2 separate regions of the Homo sapiens genome follow, and region 1 is linked to region 2. The links are chromatin loops, found by intact Hi-C in ENCODE. Cell type or tissue: CD14-positive monocyte. All regions are shown on one strand. Each heading gives the region's core, and the rest is flanking DNA. Links, peaks and the distances in the headings are about the cores only. Region 1 has its middle 32 kb from the start of FMN1. Region 2 overlaps FMN1 (formin 1).

The links. Peaks named below come from ENCODE experiments on the same cell type or tissue, not always from the same donor. Only the 100,000 strongest peaks of a DNase experiment are listed, where the experiment ranks them.
Region 1: it touches region 2 in a loop (3.0-fold over the local background); 27 of 110 quality-filtered maps call a loop at or near these places.

What each region holds. Positions count from the first base shown.
Region 1 is chr15:33,223,699-33,229,081 of GRCh38, forward strand. No RefSeq gene overlaps it. Among named protein-coding and RNA genes, the nearest start is that of FMN1, 32 kb to the left of the region's middle. RefSeq lists an enhancer at 3,030-3,079. In CD14-positive monocyte, for the core only: CTCF peaks have their summits at 3,123 (motif pointing right) and 3,324; a DNase peak (open chromatin) is centred at 3,083.
Region 2 is chr15:33,092,900-33,098,282 of GRCh38, forward strand. The region is part of intron 4 of FMN1 (formin 1); the gene reads right to left. Among named protein-coding and RNA genes, the nearest start is that of FMN1, 99 kb to the right of the region's middle. In CD14-positive monocyte, for the core only: no CTCF peak of the experiment used is centred there; no DNase peak of the experiment used is centred there.

The DNA.
Region 1 (5,383 bases), core at 215-5,214, 130 kb after region 2:
AATTCCAGCACTATGGGAGGCTGAGGTGGGCAGATGACCTGAGTTCAGGAGTTCGAGACCAGCCTGGGCAACATGGCAAAACCCTGTCTCTACTAAAAATACAAAAAATTAGCCAGGCAAGGTGGTCAACACCTGTAATACCAGCTACTTGGGAGGCTGAGGCAGGAGAATCACTTAAATGCGGTAGGTGGAGGTTACAGTGAGCCGAGATCTTGCCACTGTATTTCAGCCTGGGTGACAGAACAAGACTCCGTCTCAAAAAGAAAAAAAAAAAAAAAAAAAAGAACGAATTCTGGCTAAGCATGGGGGCTCATACCTATAATCCAAGCACTTCGGGAGGTCAAATCGGGAGAATTGCTTGAGCCTGGAAGTTCAAGACCAGCCTGGGTAACATGGTGAAACCTCACCTCTACTAAAACAACAACAACAAACAAACAACAACAACAACAAAATAGGCATTCATCTGTAGTCCCAGCTACTTGGGAAGCTAAGGTGGGAGGATCACTTGAGCATAGGAGTTGGAGATTGCAGTGAGCTATGATGGCACCACGGCACTCCAGCCTGAACAACAGGGGGATACCCTATCTCAAGGGGCGGGGAGGGCGGGGGGAAGGAATGAATTCATGTTCTTTGCAGCAACATGGATGTAGCTGAGTCCATGAAGTCCACTATCCTAAGTGGAATAACGTAGAAACAGAAAATCAAACGCCGCATTCTTAAGTGGGAGCTCAACAATGGGTACACATGGACATAAAGATGAAAACAATAGATGCTGGAGACTCCAAAAGGAGTGAGGGAGCAAGTGGGGCGATAGTTAAAAAAAACTACCTATTGTGTACCATATTCACTATTTGGATGATGGTTTCAACAGAAGCCTAAACCCCACCATTGTACAATATTCCCATGAAACATACCTGGACATGTACCCTGTGAACCTACAATAAATACAATTTTTAAAATAATTTGTGTGTGTGTGTGTGTGTGTGTGTGTGCGTGTGTGTGTGTGTTTGAAGCAGAGTCTCACTCTGTCACCCAGGCTGGAGCACAGTGGTATCATCTTGGCTCACTGCAAACTCTGCCTGCTGGGTTCAAATGATTCTCCTGTCTCAGCCTCCTGAGTAGCTGGGATTACAGGCGTCAGCCACCACACCCAGATAATTTTTGTAATTTTAGTAGAGACAGGGTTTCACCATGTTAGCCAGGCTGGTCTCAAACTCCTGACCTCAGGTGATCTGCCCATCTCGGCCTCCCAAAGTGCTGGGATTATAGGCGTGAGCCACTGCGCCTGGCTGAAAGAATTTGATATTTGATTTTCCTACCGTGCAATATAAGTCATCACATGGAAAAATGGATTTCATTTATTTTATAGTTTTTAAATGAGAAATGGCATGTGTTATGTTTGTTGATGACATATCATAGTTTAATTAGCAGTCATTTTTCTTAGTGGCACATATAATGTTGCATTTTATACTTAGTGGCATTTTAGCTTCTAGAAACACACTTTTTTTTTTTTTTTTTTTGAGACGGAGTCTCACTTTGTTGCCCAGGCTGGAATGCAGTGGTATGATCTCAGCTCACTGTAACCTCCAACTCCCAGGTTCAAGTGATTCTCCTGCCTCAGTCTCCTGAGTAGCTGGGACTACAGGCACACGCCACCACGCCTGGCTAATTTTTGTATTTTTTGGTAGAGACGGGGTTTCACCATATTGGCCAGGCTTGTCTCGAACTCCTGACCTCAAGTGATCTACCCACCTCAGCCTCCCAAAGTGCTGGGATTACAGGTGTGAGCCACTGCACCTGGCCAGGAAAACAATTCTTAACTCTGAGTCTCTGGCTCTTCCTCCATGAAATGAGGGTAATGAAGGGACCTGGGGAATAGGGTCATTGCAAAGATTAAGTAAGATAATGTGTGTAAGATATTTAGCAGCTTCTCAAGGCTGTCTGCCTTTCTTGGTCCATGGCCAAGAGGCTGGCTTCTTTCTTCAAAGCCAGCACTTGTATCACTCAAATCTCTGCTTCTGTTGTCATACCTTCTTAAACTCCGATTCTCCTTTCCCCTTTGTGATCACACTGGGCTCACCTGGAAAATTCAAGGGACTCTCACCATCTTAAAATCATTAATCACCTCTGCAGAGGCCCACAGGAGGGAACATATTCACATGTTCTGGATTCTATGTTGTCACATTTGCAATGGACTGAATGTGTTCCCTCTAAAATTCCTATGTTAAGACTCTAATCTCACTGTGATGGTATTTGTGTGTGGGGCTTTGGGGAGGTAATTAGTTCATGAAGGCAGAGCCCTTGAGGATTAGTGCCCTTATAAGAACAGGCCAGAGAGCCAGCCAGCTCTTTCCTCTGTGTGAGGATACAAGTTAGCAGCCTGCAACCCAGAAGAGGGCTCTCACCTTAACTCAACCCTGCTGGCACCCTGATCTTGTATTTCCAATCTCCAGAACCGTGAAAAATAAATATTTGATAGTTTATGGTATTTTATTATGGCTGCCTGGGCTGACAACATCTTTGGGGGGGCTGTTATTCAGCCTACCATGTCGGGAAAGGGGCAATTTGTAGCTTTACCCTGATTTCTATATTCTCTCCACGTAGTGGGAAGAACCCAATATATTAAAGAGACTGTTATAATCAATGTAAGGTAGGTAGGAGCAAATACAGACCCAGTTGGAATTCAAGGCTGAAGATGCCAAAGCAGCTACAAATATGAAAAAATAATCAGGAAGGGTGGCTTCATATTAAGGTCCACTTTTTCTTCCTACATAGAAGGAATTTTCCCAATTTGGAAATAACTCTCCCCAGTTCTCTCTTGTCTTTATATAAGGAGTCTGGAGGTTACCAAAAGTGCTTTCAGAGCAGTGGTTTGCAGCCTTGGCTGTACATTGGAATTAAGGCAGGAGAAAAGGGAATTAGGGTAACCAAAGATTAAGGCATAAGCAAAAGAACAGCAGGTGCAGGCAGTTCTAGCCAAGATTGGGCAGCATACAAGCCACATCCTCCTTCCTGTGATAACAAGACAGAAGTTTCCACTTCAGACTCTGATTGGCCTCAGGTCAATTTTTCATAGACTGCCACCAGTTGGAGGCCTCTAGAGGGCACCTAGGGGTATTGCCAAGTTCTTTTGGCTTTATAAATACCCTGGGGAGCATTGCAATAGGGAGGCTCTTGAGCCACTTGCTCAAGTCTGCTCCCACTCTGTTAATCGTACTTTTGCATCTTCAATAAATTTATGCCTTTATTACTCTACTCTTTTATTTTGTCTTTTGTTGCTTCTTTTGTTGCTTTGTTTGTGCATTTTGTTCAATTCTTTGTTCAATACGCCAAGAACCTGGAAAACTCACAGTCAAGACGTTCTATCTAGTGATGGAATCACCTGGAGGAGCTTTTCAAAGATACCAATACCCCTAAATAAAATCAAGATATCTGGAGTTGGGGCCCAGGCATGAATATTTTAAACTGTCCCTGGGTGATTCTGATGTGTTACTAGGGTTGAGAATCAGCTATAAAGGAAGTAACAGGATTCCTCTTCCGGAGGCCCACAAAATTTTCTCTCTCTCTCTCTTGCAAATACTTCACTTTGTTCTGAGTATTTCTGGGAATCAATGGTTTTGAAGGTTTAAACATTTAGAAGGTTTACCCTTGGGGAGCCCTCAGGACTATCTTGTACTTTCTCTTCTTCCGCAGTCGTGTCAATACCTAATCCACTGGAGACCAAAGTTTATTGATTCTTTTAAACTCTTTCTTGCATACCAGATATAAGTGGATAATAAATAAAGTTTCTTGAACAACTAGTAATCAAGTAAGCTGCTGTAAGACTTTCTCTGCTGGGATAATGAACTCCAAATAATCGAAGGATCAATTTACCTCTAGCCTCTCCCCCAGGCAATTAAGATATTTAAAGCCTGAGGGCACATTTTAATTTCCGTCTTTTACCTTTCCTCAGTTAGAAGGCCCTTCCTCCTCCATCTCCATGAGTTGAAATCATATCTCTTGGTCAATTCCTGTATCAAATGACACCTCTCCCATTAGCTCCTTTTTGTTCATCTTTTTCCTTTGAGCCTTTTTGTATTATCTTGATGACACTTCCCTCATGCTTCTTTGCATTTGTTAGTACTTTCCTTTTTCCTTGTGAATAGAATATAAACTCTTTTGAAGTAGGATTATATAATAAAATATACAATCCTCTCATGCCTATTTTTCCTAGCAAAGTAATGCAGGTGAAGGGACATAAAAATTCCTAATGGACATTTTCTCTTTTAAGATTGATCACTGGTGATCTTCCCAGTAGGATAAAACCTTGGGGAGAAGATGAGTTTTCCATTACATGAGAAGTCACTGGAAGACTATATTTCAGGCCCATTGTTGACTTATAAATTCTCTAGATTAGAAATACTCAGACCATGCCTGGAGAGACAGGTGAATCTTTCAGCATCCAAACCTTAGATTCATCTCTTATTTCCAGACTACAGTACTGACTGTGGACTGTGTAGGGTGTAAACTGTCAGGGGGTTTTGTTTAAAGTTGACTGTAAATGTAGTTCCAGGTTTAGCTGACCTGGAAGGTAGGAAATCTCCTAACCACCTACATTTTCAGCAGAGAAATTCTAGCAAAGGCAAGGATTCATATCCAGGAAATCTATTTCCTTGCCCATCAGACTCTCTTAGACTTTCCCCATCCACCACACGGCCCTAGCCCTCGCCCTCGCCCCATCTTTCCACCCCTGAACTCCTAAGAACTGCTGAAAGACACTGCTATAGCTCTCTCCACTCTTCTGTGTCTGCTCAGTGGGGCTGATAAATTCAGGATCTGAAAATCCTTAAGTTAGATTCAGACTTCACCAATCTACTGAAAAACCCTCCAAAAGAAAAATAAATCCCAACCTCCAAGCAGGGGATCACCCTATTTACACTACTGGAAAATCATCCCTCTGCTGGCTAAGGATAGATGACCCCACACTGGGGCAGATTTGCCAGCTGAGAGCCATGGGATAGCAGCCTGGAAAGGAAGGCTTTTACAGCCCAAGAAAATGGAGAAGGACCTGCCTGTTCATGGGCCCTGCCACAGAGCTGGAAGCTCTTGAGTTTGGAGACCACAGACCCTTCAGGATTCAAACTCATTGAACCCCAAGAGGGGATATCTTCATCTGTTTGGCCTGCTATATAACAAAGTATCATAGACTGGGCAGCTTATAAACAACAGAAATTAATTTCTCATAGTTCTGGAGGTTGGAAAGTCCAAGACCAAGGTACCAGAAGATTTGATTTCTGATTTTCCTGCTTTCTGGTTCATGGATGACCATTTTCTTGCTTTGTACTCACATGGCAGAAGGAGCAAGGGAGCTCCCTGAGGTCCCTTTTGTAATGGCACTAATCCT
Region 2 (5,383 bases), core at 204-5,203:
GTGAAAAACTCATGGCACACCCATTTACTCATTCATACCAAGATTCATGCACAAACTACATTTTATTAAAAAGTTATTTACCAGATATTGTCTTTAATCGTCTAAGAATATACATATAAAAATATACCAATTTCCTAAAGGAAGTCTGTGAACATACTATATAACCAGCAGATCTGGACAAAAGTCCCTAAGGGACAAAATTACAGTGCCTTTTAAGCTGTTTCCTCTAATTCTCCCATCATACCAAGCCCTCACTTGACAGCAATGACGAAGTGGTTATGCATCCAGAAAGAGGAGAGAAAAAACAAAAACCCTAAGCTTAAAACTCTCCTCAGTTTTAGCTCCTGTGTTGTAGTGCCCAAGGCACTACATAAAATAAACCCTAAGAGGTAAAGTTTTCTCAGCCGTGAATATCAGAACTGATATGTACAGGTAGACATATCTTCCATTATGTTATTCAAACGTGTACTTACCAGCAAGAAAGACAGCAATCTAGATGTACAGCTAATGGAAAGTGACACTGCTAAGTGCTTGTGGAGTGGATGTGTGGCTGTGTGTGTAATCACTCATGTCTGTATCTAAGAAGACAGAGCTGTGGCAAAAGTATAGTCTCATGGCTGGTATCTGTCAATTAGAGATCAATGCTCACTAATGCAACTGCCCCCATTTTCATTCTCAGCAGTGTTAAATGACACAATGTCACCAAACCACCTAGGTAGATACAATTCTGAGAAGGTGTGGTATCTATCCACCCCAGCCTCTAACTCCTCACTGGGAAGTATGTGGGGAGAGAAATGATGAATGAGCAAAGATGGACAGGCGGAAGGTGTGGCCAGGCAGAGAAAGGCTGATGGCAAATCAAAAAGTAGCAGAGAGTGGGGAGCAAGCTCTGTAAGTCTGAACATTGATGAGGAAAGCATCCATAGCCATCAGGCAACTGCAATGTAGTTTGCATTTCTAAAATCATGCTTAAATTCAAATAAAATAAAACAAATTTACAGTTGGAAAGAATCTTGTATATCTCCCCACCTACATGCTCATTTTATAGTTGAGAGAACCAAAACCCATGAAGATTGCAGTATTTCCAACATGCCCAGCTAGCAGCAAAGGCAGAACTAAAATCTAAGTTCTTTATGCTATTTAGAGAAAGATATTATTGCCAGTCTCCAGATGAGAATATTGAGGGCTAAGAGAGAAGCAGACGTGAACAAGTTAAGAGCGTGGGTACAGGGCTTTAACATGTGGGCTAAATTCCTGGCTGTGACCTTTACTAATTATTTGACCTTGGTGAAGTTACCAAAACTCCCTGAGTCTTTTTCCCTCATCAATAAAATGAAGATAATAAGAATATGTCTGATATTGAACTAGGCTCACAATTATTTTCTTTCAGAAGACTTTTCCTGGGCTGGGGGATAGATAGATTTGATGGGAGAAGCAAGTAATTTCCTGTTTTAAGTAAAGAACTCTATATACAATGAGGGCATATCCAACATCACACAGTCATGTGAAAGGCTATTTTTCTTTTGTCAGAGAAGATAAGGAGAATAACAATAAAGCTTATAAGAATTCAGTTGCACTGCAGTGCAGCAGATCCTAAATCTGTTCATGTTCCAAAAATAGAATTCACGTCATCAAATGCAACAGCTCCAAGTAAGTGGCTGATCATCTCTGGAAACAACAGCTCCTCAGGGTCGTTCATAGATACCCTATGATACTCCTTCCCAGAAAGTCAAACATAGGAGCCTAGAGCCATGAATGGAACTATTTATAGTCATGCCTTTAAATGAAATAGCATTTTAAGGAAGTATATAAATATCTCTTTGATTATTTTATTAACCTCCTTCCACGGTTTTCTCCTGTGAAGAATACTAGTTGAGGGATGTGTATTACTCAGACTAGGAAACTTATGTGTGGCCATAGTTACACTGGATATTTTAACACTTGAAAAACAGGGGCACAGATGATGCTAACAATGGATAGAGCACCTAGGTAAGTCCTGATGCAGAAAAGATCAAGGAAAGAACAAATTTAGGAGATTGTAGGATTCACTGAGACATTAAAAGCCTCCGTCTACTCCCAGATAATAAATGCTCAAAACATTAGATGTTAGTACTTCAAATACTTAAGTGATCAAAAAATTTTAGTATGTTTGGTTATAAAGAATATGACCGGGTGCAGTGGCCCACCCCTGTAATTCCAGCACTTTGGGAAGCTGAGGTGGGCAGATCACTAGAGGTCAGGAGTTTGAGACCAGCCTGGCCAACATGGCAAAACCCCATCTCTACTGAAAATACAAAAAGTAACTGGGTGTGGTGGGTGGTGCCTGTAATCCCAGCTACTTGGAAGGCTGAGGCACAAGAATTGCTTGAACCCGGGAGGCAGAGGTTGCAGTGAGCCGAGATTGTGCCACTGCACTCCAGCCTGGGCAACAGAGTAAGACTGTCTCAAAAAAAACAAAAAGAAAAAAGAAAGAATATACTTGCTTGTTAACAAAAAACATGTATATATATTTTTGAGATGGAGTCTCACTGTGTCACCCAGGCTGGAGTGCAGTGGTATGATTACAACTCACTGTAGCCTTGGCCTCCTGTGCTCAGCAATCCTCCTGCCTCGGCCTCCCAAGTAGCTGGGACAACAGGTGTGCACCACCACACAAGGCTAGTTTTTAATTTTTTTTTGTAGAGATAGACTCTTGCTGTGTTGCCTCAAGTGATCCTACCACCTTGGCCTCTCAAAGTGTTGCGATTACAGGCATAAGTCATTGTGCCTGGCCCCAAAAATATTATTGAAGAATAAGAATGCAAAAAAAAGTCATATGGCATTCATTACAAGTAAATTTGAATAACATTTTCCCTTTTATGTCACATTATTCCAATTATTATGAGGATGGTTGCACCAGTGGGAAATCCAACTCTTGAAGACATATGATGTAATTACTGGTTGTCTTAATAGCTAAGGAAGTAAAGTAGAGAAAAAATTACAAAATACTAAGCCCTGGATTATGAAATATATAATAAATGATTTTTTTAAAAACTTCCTTTCCAAAAAGAAATGATCCTAGCAAACTCACAAAAAGGAATATACGTAACAAGGTAAATACCAAAAAAAAAAAAAGAAGGCACATTTACTATTAAATGTGATTGAGCATACACAATACAATTAAGAGACTGAAAATACAATATGGCTCTGAGTGTCCTTGCAACATAGTGAGAATGAAAGGACATTCTTTATTTCATTCCTATCATCAAAAGGAAGAAACAAGCTGATCCCTGATGGCTGACAGAAGTTTTTGTGATATAAAATTCTGAGAAAAACAGCTGTATAATCTTAGTTCCCACCTTTGCCTTAGCTCCATCCCAGGTGTTTGGTCTAACAATTATCTTTACACAATATTGTTGCCAGCACTAGAGCCAATAAGGCTGGTCTAGTCGTCTGTCAATAACCTTTGCCCTTCTAACCAGAAAAGTCTGGATATTACCTTGATTGCCCAATGATCTGGAATTAAAGTGATGAACTCTTCATCAGAGCTGCTAAGAAATGGCCTCTATAACACATCCAGATTCGTAAATCGCCACCTTTTGCCTGAGTGTCTTAGGCACCAGAGTTTTCCTATCTCCCTTCCTCCACCAGTCATTAGTACTGAGAAGGAGTCCTGTACTTTACTCCAGCACCGGATTTATCACTTTCTCTCCCAACAAATCTACTTTTTTTTTTTTCTTAGACAGGGTCTCACTATATCATCTAGGCTGGAGTGCTGTGGTGCGATCCTGGATCACTGCAGCCTTGACCTCCCGGGCTCAGGTGACAAGTGATCTTCCCACCTCAGCCTCCCAAGTAGCTGGGACCACATGCACCACCATGCCCAGCTATTTATTTTTGTATCTTTGGATTTTGGTTTTACCATTTTGCCCAGGCTAGTATCGAACCCCTAGGCTAAAGCAATCCGCCAGCCTTGGCTTTCCAAAGTGCTGGGATTACAGGCATGCACCAACTCGCCTCGCTGCCCCATTTTTATTTACACATACTTCAGACTGGTTGATAATGTCCCATAGGTCACTGGGGCTCTGGTAATTTTTTTCAGTCCAGAAATCACCTCAGTAGAAAGCATAGGTAGCCGGGCACAGCGGCTCATGCCTGTAATCCCAGCACTTTGGGAGGCCGAGGTGGGTGGATCACTTAAGCTCACGAGTTCAAGACCAGCCTTGGTGACATGGCAAAACCCCATCTCTACTAAAAAAAATACAAAAATCAGCCAAGCCTGGTGGCCTGCGCCTGTGGTGCCAGCTACTTGGGAGGCTGAGGTGGGAGGATCACTTGTTACTTGAGCCTGGGAGGTTGAGGCTGCAGTGAGCCAAGATCACACCACTGCACTACAGCCTGGATGACAGAGTGAGACCCTGTCTTAAAAAAAAAAAAAAGAGAGAGAGAGAGAGATGGGCTAAAAGGAGCAGAAAAATACTTAAAGAAGTATTGGCTTCAATTTTCCAAATTTGAAGAAAATTATTAACCCACAGATCACAGTAGCTCAATGACTCCCCAGCAGGATAAATACAAAGAAAACTACAATAAATAAACTGGAAAATCAGTGATAAAAAGACAATTATAAAAGTGGACAAGGAAAAAATATTATGTATAGAAAACTAAAGAATCACTAGACTTCTCAGAACATGCAGCCCAAAAGACAGTGGAAAGAGAACTTTAAAGTGTCGAAACCACCTTAGGGAAAAATAGTGGGGAGGAGGGCAGACAGAGAGATAAACAGAGAACTTCCATAATGATAAAAGAGTCACTTCATCAAAAAGACATAACATGCCTACATTTTCATTATTTGTACCTCGCATTAATAACAGAACTTCAAAATACATGAAGCAAAACTATCAGAACTGAAATAATTACATAAATAGACACATATTTGGAGATGTCAATATTCCTTTCTTAGTAATTACAACAGCTTGACAGAAAATCAGTACAGATATAGAAAAACTAAACATTACCCATCAATTTTACCTCACATTTATAACACACTCCATTCACAGTAACTGTAGAATATGTATTTTTGCAAGTACATATGGAATTTATCAAAATAGACCGCACACTGGGCCACAAAACAAGTCTCAATGAATTTAAAAGGATCAAAATCATATGAAATATATTCATTGGCTACAATGGAATTAAATTAGGTACTGATAACAGAAAATTATTCGGAAAATCCCAAAAACTTGGAAATGAGACCATACACTTCAAAATAACTCATAGGTCAAAGAAGAATCACAAAGGAAATTAGAAAATATTTGGAACACAGCTAATTCAATAATCAGAGAGAAACTGATAGCCTTACTTCATGCTGAGTGACTGTCCTCCCCCAATAGGGCTGATGGCATTT